Regions from separate parts of the Homo sapiens genome. Here region 2 is linked to region 1. Evidence: read pairs that join two places in POLR2A ChIA-PET (ENCODE). Cell type or tissue: Caco-2. All regions are shown on one strand. Links, peaks and the distances in the headings refer to the core of each region. The heading gives the core; the rest is flanking DNA. Region 1 has its middle 15 kb from the start of HNF1A-AS1. Region 2 overlaps UNC119B (unc-119 lipid binding chaperone B).

The links. Peaks named below come from ENCODE experiments on the same cell type or tissue, not always from the same donor. Only the 100,000 strongest peaks of a DNase experiment are listed, where the experiment ranks them.
Region 2: POLR2A ChIA-PET joins it to region 1 with 7 read pairs; 3 of 35 experiments call an interaction of 5 or more read pairs at or near these places.

The regions. Positions count from the first base shown.
Region 1 is chr12:120,955,597-120,958,610 of GRCh38, forward strand. No RefSeq gene overlaps it. Among named protein-coding and RNA genes, the nearest start is that of HNF1A-AS1, 15 kb to the right of the region's middle. In Caco-2, for the core only: no CTCF peak of the experiment used is centred there; DNase peaks (open chromatin) are centred at 1,312 and 1,605.
Region 2 is chr12:120,719,728-120,722,444 of GRCh38, forward strand. It overlaps UNC119B (unc-119 lipid binding chaperone B), which reads left to right. Exons shown (of 5, transcript NM_001080533.3): 5 at 193-2,717. The coding sequence ends at 305. Among named protein-coding and RNA genes, the nearest start is that of MIR4700, 2.1 kb to the right of the region's middle. In Caco-2, for the core only: no CTCF peak of the experiment used is centred there; no DNase peak of the experiment used is centred there.

The sequences.
Region 1 (3,014 bases), core at 303-2,802:
CATCAAGCCCACCCAACTTTGGGATTTTTTTTTTTTTTTAATTCTGGGGAAACTTTTATTTTTATTTCTAGACCAATTGACTATGGGATAGGAAAGAAAGTGAGGTGTCAAGGATAAAGCCAATATTTGACTCAAACAATGTAGAGGATGTTTGTTTTTAGCTTACTTGAGGAAGGCTGTGGTCGGGGAGAAGATTGAGAATTCTTTTTTTTTTTTGAGACAGGGTCTCACTCTGTTGCCCAGGCTGGAGTGCAGTGGTGCCATCCTAGCTCACTGCAGCCTCGACCTCCCAAACTCAAACAATCCTCCCACTTCAGCCTCCTGAGTAGCCAGGATTATAGGCAGATGCCACCATGCCTGGCTAATTTTTTCATTTCCAGTAGAAATGAGATCTCACTATGTTGCCTGGGCTAGTCTCAAATTGGGCTCAAATGATCCTCCCACCTTAGCCTCCCAAAGTGCTGGGATTATAGGCGTGAGCCACTGCACCTGGCCAAAGATTAATTCTGATCAATGCTAAGGACTTTCCACTCTTTACAACTTTAACTTTGTTTTGGTTGTTTCAAGAGCTACATTTGATTCGATTCGTTTTGTTTTGAGATGGAGTCTCACTCTGTCGCCCAGGCTGGAGTGCAGCGGTGCAATCCCACTGCAACCTCTGACCCCCGAGTTCAAGGGATTCTCCTGCCTCAGCCTCCTGAGTAGCTGGGACTACAGGCACCCACCACCACGCCTGGCTAATTTTTGTATTTTTAGTAGAGATGGGGTTTCACCATGTTCGCCAGGCTGGTCTCAAACTCCTGAACTCAGGTGATCTGTCCACCTCGGCCTCCCAAAGTGCTAGGATTACAGGCATGTGCCACCGCACCTGGCCTAAGAGCTACATTTTTTATCGCAGTCTCAGCCTTTTCATTTCCCCATATCCCACTCATTCCTATAAGGGCCAAATGCAATAAAACAGATGTGTATGTGCACTCACGCTGTGGAGTGAAGATGCAAATGACTGTGATGATCCAAACCCTGGCAGGAAGGTGGCAGCCCCGTAGGGCATGGGGATCAGAGGTAACTCCACTGTGTGTGCCTTCCGCTGTGTGTGCCCTCCACTGTGTGTGCCCTCCGCTGTGTGTGCCCTCCACTGTGTGTGCCCTCCACTGTGTCTGTCCTCCGCTGTGTGTGCCCTCCACTGTGTGTGCCCTCTGCTCCGCTGTGTCCACAGTGACAGCATAGATTATCCCAGGGCTCAATCAGTTGTTCCAGCTAACTTCCTGCTAAACAGAGCTGGTCACCAGGAGCCAGGCTGACACCTTTGAACCCCTTCTTCCCCTCTGCCTCCTTTCTCAGAAAATATAAAGTGCAAAATGGTCCAGAGGTGGACAGTGTGGGGAGGGAGGGGACATTGAGTCTTGATGACCTGCAAATTTACACCAGTTTCTGCATAATCCTATATGGGCTTTATCTGATCTTAGAGGCACCCATCCCTTTGCAATAAAAGATTGCATCTGTTTTTATTTCCCCTTTCTGTTGGAAGCTGATAAGCCAAGAATGTACTCTCCCCACCTGCTCTCAGCTTTGATTCCCATTAACACAGGGGCATTCCCAGGAAAGGGTTGGGCTCCCCAAGGTGTTTGCTGGAGAACCTGCTGTCACTCTGCAGAGATGTACAAGTATTTACTGAAAGAAGAACTTCTCCAGGAATATTGTGTAAGCAGATTACACCGGATCTCCCTGCCCTTGGACAAATATATATGGTGAAGCTCAAAGAGGGGAATCCAATGCACAGAAACCTCCATGCTTAAAAAATATCTTGTGGCCGGGCACGGTGGCTCACGCCTGTAATGCCAGCACTTTGGGAGGCTGAGATGGGAGGATCACTTGAGCCCAGGAGTTCGAAACCAGCCTGGGCAACATAGGGAGACCCCCATCTCTACAAAAAATGAAAAAAGTTAGCCAGGCATGGTGGTGCACACCTGTAGTCCCAGCTACTAGGGAGGCTGAGGTGGGAGGATCACTTGAGCCTGGGAGTTTGAGGCTGCAGTGAGATATGATCATGTCACTGCACTCCTGCCCGGGCGACAGAGTGAGACTCTGTCTCAAAAAACAAACAAAAAACCAAACCAAAACAAAACAGAACTTGTGAATTGGTTTGGGGATTGCTGGTAAGAGACAAAGGGATGATCATCAAGTCTGGGGATGCCCATCCATTGCCACATCCCCAAGGGGATCACACCAGCTGGAGCACATCACTGCACGTCGCATTTTTGTTTTGTTTTGTTTTGAGACGGAGTCTCACTCTGTCTCCCAGGCTGGAGTGCAGTGGCGCCATCTCAGCTCATTGCAACCTCCACCTCCCGGGTTCAAGCAATTCTCCTGTCTCAGTCTCCCGAGTAGCTGGGATTACAGGCATGCGCCACCACACCCTGCTAAATTTTTTTGGAATTTTTAGTAGAGACAGAGTTTCACCATATTGGCCAGGCTGGTCTTGAACTCCTGGCCTCAGGTGATCCTCCCACCTCAGCCTCCCAACGTGCTGGGATTACAGGCGTGAGCACTGCACCCGGCCCTTTTTTTTTTTTTTGAGATGGAGTCTCACGCTGTTGCCCAGGCTGGAGTGCACTGGTGTGATCTCGGCTCACTGCAACCTCTGCCTCCTGGGTTCAAGTGATTCTCCTGCCTCAGCCTCCTGAGTAGCTAGGATTACAGGCACATGCCACCACGCCTGGCTACTTTTTGCATTTTGAGGCAGGGTTTCACCATGTTGGCCAGGCTGGTCTTGAACTCCTGACCTTAAGGCCCGCCTCAGCCTCCCAAAGTGCTGGGATTACAGGCGTGAGCCACCGCGCCCCGCCTTGCACATTGCATTTCTAGAGACTAGAGGCCTCAAATTAAGGTGTCGGTAAGGCTTGGCCCCCTCTCAAACTTGGGGGAGAGGGGAGATTCCACTCTTGCCCTTTCCAACGTCTCACGTCTCTGGTAATCCTTGGCAATCTTTGGCTTGCTGCTGCAGCACTCCACGG
Region 2 (2,717 bases), core at 1-2,500, 240 kb before region 1:
GGGGGCCTCTGTGGTCTCCCCAGCTGTCAAGGGCTGCCTCCCTCTGTTCTGACCTCATCGTTATTCTGGCAGAGTATACTCTGAAGCGCTGGCTTATTTTGGAGGGGATGCAAAGTTTTCTCCCACCTACCCTGTGGGGCAGACTCAAACATAATTCTTTGCTTTTTTCTTCCCCCTTTGCCTGACTTGCAGTTCGTCTAATGATTGAAAATCCTTACGAGACCCGCTCTGACAGCTTCTACTTTGTTGACAACAAGCTGATAATGCACAACAAGGCTGATTATGCCTATAATGGAGGCCAGTAAGTGCTGCAAGAGTAGATAGGGGAGGTGCTTTGCCGCGGCCACAAGATCCTGGCACACGGAGATGATCGAAGCTGCAGTTTGTCAACACACATCTGGAACCTGGCCCCAGGAAGCCAAGGCTGGGGTGGCAGTTTCCTGCGCGCCAAAGGAGCTGCCAAACAGTGCTGTGTTTTCTTCCCCAGTATTTTTTCTTCCCTTTTTTTCCTGCCCCGTAGGTTGCAGAGGTACTATAGTAAAGTAAAAGGTTAGGATAAGGGTCCTGGAATCCAGATAAAAAAGTTTATTTTCCGTAGTTCTGGCTGCCTGTTGGTTGTCTTGACGACCAGGCATAGCTGTGCCTGGTGAGAAGGCTCTGGCCAGGCCCACCAGCAGGTCAGCAGCTCTTAAGGTTCCTGGGTGCTGTGGGAAGCTGAAAGGTAGGCCTCTTCCAGGTAGCTCCTCCTCTCACCTCCGGCATTGCCATCAGCGCAGTCTGCCCTCGGTCTGTGTGAAGTCTTAAACCAACTGGAAGACACTTGAAAGGGTGGGGAGGGAGGGAGGTGCCAAGAGTGGAGGCACCAAGGAATGGGTGATGCTGCCAAGCTGAAGGGTCTGCTTTGTGGAGAGGCTGCTGCTCTGTCTGACTTCCAGGGTCTCAGCCAGCCCTCCTGGGAATAGACCAAGTTTTCAGCCTGGCAGTGCCTTCTGTTCCCATTTTGGAGGACAGACAAGCTTGCTCCACATCTCCTGGCTCCTCCCTTCTGAGTCTCATGAAATAGAATGAGTCAGCTCTGCTCATGGAACAGTAGTATCTCTTGAGGCCAGAGCAGGTCTTGTATTTTGTTTTTTTATTTCCAGACTTCTTTCGGGGAGGTTTTATAAAATGACAGTGGTGTTCCCAGCATATGTGATATGTGGTTAGACTTCTGATAGTATCAGCTTCCAGGGGCTAATCTGGCTTATGTTGGGAGGATATGCTTACGAATCAGCAGCAGCTTTCTAAAGGAGAGATTTGACTTTTCTCTGCACTGCACAGCCTGGAGGATTGGCTTTTGATGGGGATTTGCCTCCGAAGCTCTTTGTACATTTCTTGTTTAGGAGGGTTTTCCTATCTACCTTTCTACTGAAGTAGTTTCTGGAACTTTCCTGGTGGATCAGAGTTACGTAATGCAGTCTGAGCCTTCAGACTGCTAGTTAGAATTGTTTTAGGTGTTCAGAAAGGGCAAAATAGGCTGATGTGGCCTGTCAGAGTGATGTGTTCTCAAAAAAGTTCACTTGCACATCTGTGGGCTGCTTTTGTCCTCAGACCCTTAGTGGACAGACTCCACAAACCCTCTGATGAGACGATTGATGTGGCCAGGGTCCAGTTAGCATCAGTAGAAGGATGTCACTAGGAAAGGCCCAGGTATCTGGTAAGTGACTGTGAGGTGTCACAGTACCTGTGACAGGAGAGTGTCCTGATGTGCTTGGGAGAAAGGCCGTATGGGGGCCAGGGATGGAAGAGACAGTGTGTGGCCACAGAAATTCCTGTCCATCCACCACCAGTGCTGCTCCCTGTGTGGGCTTTAGGGCGAGTGGCCCCGAACCTTGGCCCAGTGCTTTGTCCCAGGCCAGAGTCTTGGCAATGCCACATGCTGGCAGCTTTCTCACTGAGAAGGTCCTAGCTTACCCCTGTGTGCTGGCCTTGGATTCAGCCCCGAGAGAGGGGAGAGACCATTCCTCCTGTGGAGTGGGTTCCTTATCACCAGACCGGCCACTCTCAGAACTGGCGTCCACTGTAAATCCAGGTGCCTTACGTGTGGCTCTGTCCCTTATGCTGCAGGGGAAAGCTGCATTGCCATTGTTCCCACCTCCTCACTGGCAGAAAGATGCCAGGGCTGTTAGCACTGTCTCCTCACCTTCTGTTTCTCATTGTGGCTCCTCAAATGGGATTTGCATGTTCCTGTCAAGCGTAACAACAATCCCTTCTCTCTTTGACAGAGGCCCAGGTGGGACAGTTTCTACTATTTGATATTTGAGTATTATCTGGGATGTGGTTCTGGAGCTGCCCAGAGCTGTGCTTAGTAGAGTGTGTCTTGGAAACATGCCCCTGGGCACACTGTATCTGCTACATTAGTGGGCTATCTCTTATCTGCAGTGTTCGCTTTTGCTAGAAAGAGGATGTGGAGGAAGGAGGAGGTGGGCAATCTGGCTTGAGTTGTGCTGTATCCTCTTCCTTGTTAGCTTGCCTTAGTCTCACTGGAGACCATTTGCGGATAGTGCTTGGTCCATGCCCAGCAGGACAGGGCTTTGCTGCTTCTGAAAGTCTGGTGTTCTGTATCTGGGGCTGTGGGTTCCTGTGTCTAGCTGCTCAGGAAATCTTGAGAAGCATTCCACTCTGGGGTGTAAACCAGTATGAGTTTGAAATTCAAGCGTTTGTACCTGAGTTGGGGA